Regions from separate parts of the Mus musculus genome. Here all the other regions are linked to region 1. Evidence: chromatin loops called from intact Hi-C (ENCODE). Cell type or tissue: heart. All regions are shown on one strand. Region 1 has its middle 80 kb from the start of Bach2. Region 2 overlaps Bach2 (BTB and CNC homology, basic leucine zipper transcription factor 2). Region 3 has its middle 20 kb from the start of n-TGccc3.

Region 1 (2,500 bases):
CTTAACCCTTGAACCTTGTAAGTGAGAGCACTTGATAAGGTCGCCACTGCAGCAGGTATTAGCCACTGCCGTAGGAATGGACAGAGAACTTGGCTAGGTCATGACTCTAAAAATCTAGCTTCTATGTTTCATAATGAGCAAACTGGGACTGCACATTTGCCCTCCTGCCTGTTTTGTGACACCTTACAAGGGACTATTAATTTCTGTCATTCTTGCTATCTCTTAAGTTTCTAGTAAGAACACTGCCTCTAAATAGTAATTTCTAACCTTTTATGAGCATTATGGTAAAATCAAGCAAAAGCTGCAAAGTATATTTGAGAGTAAGTTCAGAAGTTAGAGTAGATGTTCTCTCGGAGGATCACTAAGACTTGGAGCACCTGGAGAAGGCTGCAGACGGAAGCCCTGGATGGTTATAGCTCCAGAGCTACATGTATGCTGGAGCTGAGCTCAGTTTGTGTCTACTTTACTTTCTATTCTAGGGGCTGGGGCAGCCAGGAGTGCAGTGATAAATAAAGCTGTTAGCTAATGTGTCAGCACGGAGGTGGGTGGGGTAGCCCTCTTCCTTTCTGCTTTAAATACAGCAGGGGAGCAATTTCTCAGGATATTTTTTTGCCAAAAAGAAAAAGAAAAGAAAAGCCATTACTATAGTGTTATTTTAAGGGTGGAGGGAAAGCTGCGTCACACAGGAATTTTCAAAGTTGGTTACCGGAGTGACAAAGAACCGAGTGTATTGATGAAGTTGTCATAATGTAATGTCCTGTCTGCAGTTTTTAAATTGAGCCCAACAGTACACAGAATCTTCAGTCTTTGCTTTCAGGAAGTTTATACTGCACGGCAGAAGATACTAAAGCTTGCAGACATAAAGGCCAGTGCATTGTAATAGTTTATAAACATGAATGGTCCTACTTCATGCCAGGTAATCAATCCATCAGCAGATAACCCTTCATTCAGGGATTTTGTTTTAATTTATTTAAAGAACTTCCTTCTTTTCTTTGCCATCAAAGTAGTATGCATTTACTTTAGAAAAAAAAACAGGAAAGTGAAATAAATGTAATAAAAGAAAAAAATCACATAATTTCACCACCAGAGAAAATTCTATGGTGTTAAAATTTTCAGCTCATTTAATGTGTCCTTTTAAATATACTCATGTATTTTATGCAATTGAGACCTATATGTGTAATTTTCCCATGTGCTTTCTTCATAGCCTGTTTTTGTGTTGAGAATTTTAGAGTCCCATTCTCATGGTTTTATATGCTGGAGTTGATGGCCAGCTTTCAGTCCCCTGCAACAGTCATTTACTGTACAGGACGTCAAAGACCATCCTGAGGGTGTGCGAACCCTCAGACCTGCTTCCGATACAGAGCTATTGTTCACCTAAAGTGGAAGCCCAGCCCGCTGCATATTTCCTCAGGCTGGGTGGCTGCACCGCTTTCTCTGCCCCCATTGACTTATCAGGCCCCGAGCACACACACACTTGTTTATCGCCGTCTTCCTGATACGGAGCCTTTGGACAACTGCCCAGCTGCATACCATTCATACCCGGACTTTCAGCTTCTGGTGACGACTCAGGTGCTTAACCCTTTCAGTCTCCACAGGAATCACTGTATAGGGCCCTAACCACAGATGGCCACTGGCTAATCACCTGCCTGCTTATGTTCATACACACAGATGAGTGGCTAACCAGTAACTGCAGTATACGAAAGCAGCTTAGAGAGGCTGCCATCCTCTCCACCCCCTTAGCCTTACCTCGTTTCAAGGTTCAGCTCTGTATCTCGCAGACCCTCAGCAGCCTTCCTTCCACGGAATGACAGAGACCATCCCTGGTCTCCTGAAGGGTGGGTGTGCCTTGGCTAGGACTTGAACAGAGGTCAGTTAGAAAGAAAGCCTCCACTTCACAAAGCTTCACCTGTTCATGTGCTCCCCCAGGTACACGCTCCTCTTACTGCTGCGTCTGTCCTTGGACCCGTCTGCGTGATGGGGAAGGTGAAGGGCGGTACAGGGCGGGATGGCAGAATCAGGTTGTATAGGAATCTTGGGTGAGGTTGAGCATCCTTGCTAGAATTCTGTTTCCTTGCCAAAGTCTGCCTTGTTTTCTTCAAAGCACAAACAACAGCCCCTTTACCTGGGAATCTAAAGAGGGAATTTGCACGTGCAAGGCCATAGCACGCTAGGACAGAGGAGCATCAAGGAAGGTAGAATGTTCTGCACATCTCTTCTATTTACAGAGTTCCCTCCAAGCAGGAGTTAATCGGGCTATCCTGCCGGCACTTTCTAAACTATTACCTTGTTCACTGTGAATACCGTGTCTGTGAGTCATGGCACTCAGCTTCATGTAACACATGGTGCGAGCTGCTTAGAACTTTAGGGAAGAGATATTGGCTCGGCCTATGCTGGTGAGGAATAAATTGACAGCCTTCACCGTGCGTCTGAGAAACACAGAGACGGCTTCAGCTGCCCTGTATGCATGGCTGAGGATGCTTACTCATTCCTCTTCAAACCA
Region 2 (2,500 bases), 170 kb after region 1:
AGCAACCACATGGTGGCTCACAACCATCTGTAATGAGATCTGATGCCCTCTTCTGGTATGTCTGAAGACAGCTACAGTGGACTAATTTATAATAAATAAATCTTTGGGCTGGAGTGAGTGGGACCGACCAGAACAAGCAGAGGTCTTAAAATTCAATTCCCAGCAACCACGTGATGACTCACAACCATCTGTACAGCTACGGTATACTCGTATACATAAAATAATAAATAAATCTTTTTTTAAAATGCTAAAGCACAGGGTGCCTTCTGCCTTCAGCCTTCGTGAGCCTGTAGAGGAAGAGGATGTTTTGTGGGACACAGTAAGAAAGGCAAAGCACCCACCCCTGAGCACAGAGCCAGCCCTTCCAGCTCCCCTGTTCACCAGCACTCACCTGAAAAAACATAAAGGGGAGCCATTGGACAGAGCACAGTCTGGACCTCTGTGTGTGAAGGCTCAAGCAGTCAACCTCCTTGGACTATTTCCTCAAACATTTACCCATTCATTAAACAAACATTCATCCAGGCCCTACCATGCACCAGGAAGGACCATTCTAGGATCTGGGTGATTGTCACTTATAATCCAGTAGGTAGGAAACTGCAGGGAAAGTGAAAGAGAGGAGAGAGCCATGGAATGTCCCGTCACGGATACTGAGATCTTAAACAGGAAAGTCAAGAAAGGCCTGTGGCAAGGGTGACTTCAGATGACACATAGGCAGAAGGTGAAGGATCAGCCATGTTGGCAGCTGGAAAGTCAGTGGGTGAGCGAGGAAGTGGGGCAGAGGAGTAACAGAGAAGGGTCCAGTGACTGCAAGTCCCAAATGCCTGACACGGTACCAAAGGAAGGGTGGCATGGAGCCACATTCATTCTGTCAGAGAGGTGATAAAGCCAGACTGTGACCCTACTAAACACTTGGCCTTTGCACAGAATAAACAGAGAAGCCACTGAAGAGTTTCACAAGAGGTTATTCTGATGTCTGTGTCGTGTACATGTACATAGATGAAGGCCCAAGGGAGCACCAGAGTAGAGATAGACCCTGGTGTAGTTAAGACATAGCATGAGGATCCTGGCAGTGGTACAGACGTACGTGAGTGCCAGATTCTCCAAAAACAGTAAAAGAATAGTGTTACCATTAGCTGAGATCAGTTGAGTGAGTAAGATTGTAGGTGAGGAGGGTTGGTCAGGACTGGGGAGTCCTGTGTGTGTATGTATGAAGTTTGAGGTGCCTGTTGGCATCCAAGTAGAAGCGTTTATTGTCAGGTTTTATATGCCCATTAAATCCATGGGCAAAATCTAACCCAGAGTTAGGAATTGGAACATGGGAGGATTGAAGGCCATTCAACAAGTAGATGTGGATGCTGCCTGTGACTTCATTGAGCACTTGGCAGGCAGATGCAGTTGAAGCGGAAAACAGACCCACCTGTGTTCCACAGGAAAGAATGCCTCGTTTCAGCTGACTGTAAGGCTGCACTAATTAAAGCAAGCAGAGAACTGGGCCAGGAGCTGGAGGGAAATAGCTTATCTGTCAGATAGGGAAAGACTCCAGCACGCTTGCACACCATGGCCAACAATGCCAAAGTTTGCCACACCCACTTTCCCTTCCCTTCCTGGACACACAAAGAAAAGCTACACTCATAACCAAGTAGGCCGTGTGGCTGAGTGCAGCCAGTGGCGTGATGATGGACTAATTTGTCACTTCTACTCTGAGGCTGCTAAAAGTAGGTCCGGATCCTTTTTCCCATCAATGAAGGTGTCCAAGAACTTAGAGAAGCTGAAGCCTGAATCCCTGAGTCACGTTGGAGGACAACCATCTGGCTCAAAACACTACTTTTATTTTTACAATTTCATATGTATATACCATGTATTCTAATCATATTCAGCCTCCATGAGCCTCTTCTCATCCCTCTTCTTTGCCCCTCTGAGCATAAGATGCTACCCACTCCACCCCACCAGCAATCATTAACAGTCATTGTCCCCTCAGGAAGAGCAGGGCCTCATGAAACCCCTCATGAGGAAGGGTTGGAGGACCCACCCTTGTGCGGATCTCCATCGGCCGTGTCGTACCTGGACGGCAAAGATGCTCCCTCATCACCTGACACTTATATTCTTTCTGCTCCCTCTTCTCCTGTATTCCTTGAGCCTTGAGGGGTTGGGTTAGGTGTCCCAGGTAAAGCTATGCACTCATTCGTCACTCACACCCAGCACTGTGACCAGATGCAAGGACTGTATTCGTAGGTGCCTTCTGCAAACAGGAACCTCTCTATTTCATCAGATCACATTCTGACAGGAGTGCTGAGCCGTTCAAACGGAGTGAGGTAGAGCAGACCTGCAAGATCACTTGAACCCAGCTAGGCAATAGTAAGGCCTCCATCTCAAAAAGAAAAGGAAGAAAAAAAGAAAAAAAAAATCTTTGATTTGTAACTACAGTAGAGCTAAGCAACCCCAATATTCAAGCTAATGGAAAATTTCCAGAAGAAGAAACATTGATTGATTATGCAGGAAA
Region 3 (2,500 bases), 87 kb before region 1:
TGTTAAATGAGAGAGCAGAACTGAAGGCACGTGGGTCAGAGTCTGGCATGAGATGGTCCTGTACAAGCCGCCAATGGGGCCTGAGTTCGTGTCTGAGTTTCAGTCTCCCTCATTCAACACTTCAATTCCCACATATGTTAAACACCTCCTATGTGGCTTTGAATGCAAGTCTCTTCCGAAAAACAGGAACTGTGCTTCGGTTACCGGTTCTTGTGGTCGATAGGGCAGCTATTTTGATTTGTCAGAGGAGAGGAAAAGCAGTTAAATCTAGTTAAAATTAAAGCCAGTTAAAATTAACTGGCTCAGGAGATTTGAATGCAGCTGTTCCACACATTGAAACACGGAGAGTGAGTTGTTTTTTTTTTAAATTTTTTTATTACCACTCCTGATTATTACTGGTCATTACTTATTTTTGAGCCAGGGTGTAGATTATCTGCATGTTTTGTTCTAACAGAGGAAAGTAATAAGTGGGCGGCGGTGGTGTGTGTGTGTGTCTGTGTCTCTGTGTGTGTGTGTCTCTGTGTGTGTGTGTCTGTGTGTGTGTGTGTCTGTGTATGTGTGTCTGTGTGTGTGTGTGTCTGTGTGTGTGTGTCTGTGTGTGTGTGTGTGTGTCTGTGTGTGTGTGTCTGTGTCTCTGTATCTGTGTGTGTGTCTCTGTGTCTGTGTGTGTGTGTGTGTCTGTGTGTGTGTGTGCGCGCGCACGCGCGTGCGCGTGCATGCGTGCAGAGATTCTTGTGTGTCCCGGTTTTGTTGCACCCTGCATTGTACATGCCACAGTGCTGCGCAGTCAGCAGTCCCCTTGCTGACTCATGTGCCGGGGCTGTGGGGCTCCCTTGGCTGCTCTGCCTGCGGTGCTTAGGACCAGCATGGCCTGGGGAGGGTGGGAGGTCGGCTGTCATTGGGTCTGTGATCACTGTGAACTGGCTGGGTTCTTCTTCCCTCTGTCTCCCCAGCACAGCCTCTGGCTGGTAGGAAAAGCAGGCACATGTCTGCCTCTACAGGGACAGCATAGGGCACAACCTCATTTCTGGAAGAATTGGCTTTCACTTTATTGTTTTGGGAATCTTCAAACCCAGACAAATGGGTAAGGAGAGATTCTGCTGTTAACGACTTAGCACCCCCTCAAGGACTTTTTAAAACTTGAAGTGGACTTCCTTGGCATTACAGACACTTGGCCCATTTCTCCCTCTGTGGGCAGCAGAAACAGGAGGCAGGGCCAGTAAGGGGGTGTGACTAGCAAGTGAAGTCGTCCCCTGGTGACCACAGCCTTTGTTTATATCTGTTGCTGGCTATTGATGTGAAAACAAAAACAAAGCGCCTAGCCTGGGGTCAGGAAGATGCTGTCACCTGACTTAGCTGACTCCCTCTGCCTGTTTTGTTTACATAGCTCCGGTTTGGGTTTTTCGTCAGAAAGTGTGAAATGCTGTTTTTTCTGAGGTCGCTACATAAACTTCCTTTTGTGGACGGGAGTTGATCAGATCATCCTAGACTCCCAGACGATGATGCAAAGCTGCTGAGCTGGCGCAGGGAAAGCTGAGCAGGGGCTGAGACAGAGCCTCTTGCTAGCCTGGAGAAGCTTTCTCCAGGAAAGGAGGGCTCTCTGACCAGTAATAAAGAGAAAGCCACAGTGACTGTAGCATATGCTGACGGACGGTCTTGGTTTCTGTCGATAAGGGGTGACTCATCAGTGTCAATAGAATTGTGACTTCTAATAATAACACAGCGTGAGCCCTTCAAAACATGCGGTTTTAGCCCCTGCTCTCAGTGAAAGGTTGGAAAATGTTAGTTTGAGCTTTTTCCCCCCTGACCTCTTTATGTCACCAGAGTATGAAATCGTGTTTTTGTAGGTGTGATGGTGACCCCATTGTTTTTTCGTCTTACTGTTTTTAGTTTCGCTCTGACTAAGAAAGCAAAGTGGATTATTTCATCGCTCAGAAATCTGTGCACTAAGCGTTGCCTCCAGGGCTGTGTTTTGAGGGAAGTGTGGCTGAAAAGCAGATCCTCCCAGAATGCAGAAAGGAAAAAACTGAACAGACCACAGGCCACCGGGAGCTGGGCGCCTCCTACACAGTCTATTGTGAAGGGCTGTGGGCTTGCTGAGTAGCCCGATTGCCCTGTGAGTCATGGCCAAAGGATTCCAACAAGGGGGTTCACAGAAGAGAGTCAGCCCCGACAGAGAGGAAGCGAGCTGCCTGTGTCCATGGCCAGGGCTGCCGCTGTCCTGAGCACCAGCTTGCTCCAGTCTACATGTGGAGCCTTGCCTGTTCTCTGGCTAGTTTGGTTGGCTTTTGCTGCAGGCCATTCTGTCAGTGCTTTGCCACAAAGACTCTGAAGTTAGAACAAGGGACTCTCCAGGTTCAGGAGGAGCCTGCCTGCTCACATACCTGCGCTCTTAGCTTTCTAACCATTGCTCCCTCTTAATGTGTAGACCACCCTTTGTCCTGAGCTGCTGGGCAGGCCTTATACCTTCTCTGCCTGGTCAGGGAAGTGAATCCTTCAC

Evidence for each region. Peaks named below come from ENCODE experiments on the same cell type or tissue, not always from the same donor. Only the 100,000 strongest peaks of a DNase experiment are listed, where the experiment ranks them.
Region 2: a loop joins it to region 1, with 3 times the contacts of the local background. A loop is called at or near these places in 3 of 42 quality-filtered maps.
Region 3: a loop joins it to region 1, with 4 times the contacts of the local background. A loop is called at or near these places in 8 of 42 quality-filtered maps.

What each region holds. Positions count from the first base shown.
Region 1 is chr4:32,336,344-32,338,843 of GRCm38, forward strand. It overlaps a transcript of Bach2 not described here. Among named protein-coding and RNA genes, the nearest start is that of Bach2, 80 kb to the right of the region's middle. In heart, no CTCF peak of the experiment used is centred here; DNase peaks (open chromatin) are centred at 538 and 1,438; H3K4me3 peaks cover 1,344 bases; H3K27ac peaks cover 2,500 bases.
Region 2 is chr4:32,505,691-32,508,190 of GRCm38, forward strand. The region is part of intron 2 of Bach2 (BTB and CNC homology, basic leucine zipper transcription factor 2); the gene reads left to right. Among named protein-coding and RNA genes, the nearest start is that of Bach2os, 65 kb to the right of the region's middle. In heart, no CTCF peak of the experiment used is centred here; a DNase peak (open chromatin) is centred at 1,451; H3K27ac peaks cover 336 bases.
Region 3 is chr4:32,249,108-32,251,607 of GRCm38, forward strand. It overlaps a transcript of Bach2 not described here. Among named protein-coding and RNA genes, the nearest start is that of n-TGccc3, 20 kb to the left of the region's middle. In heart, no CTCF peak of the experiment used is centred here; DNase peaks (open chromatin) are centred at 854, 1,284 and 2,054; H3K4me3 peaks cover 1,774 bases; H3K27ac peaks cover 2,422 bases.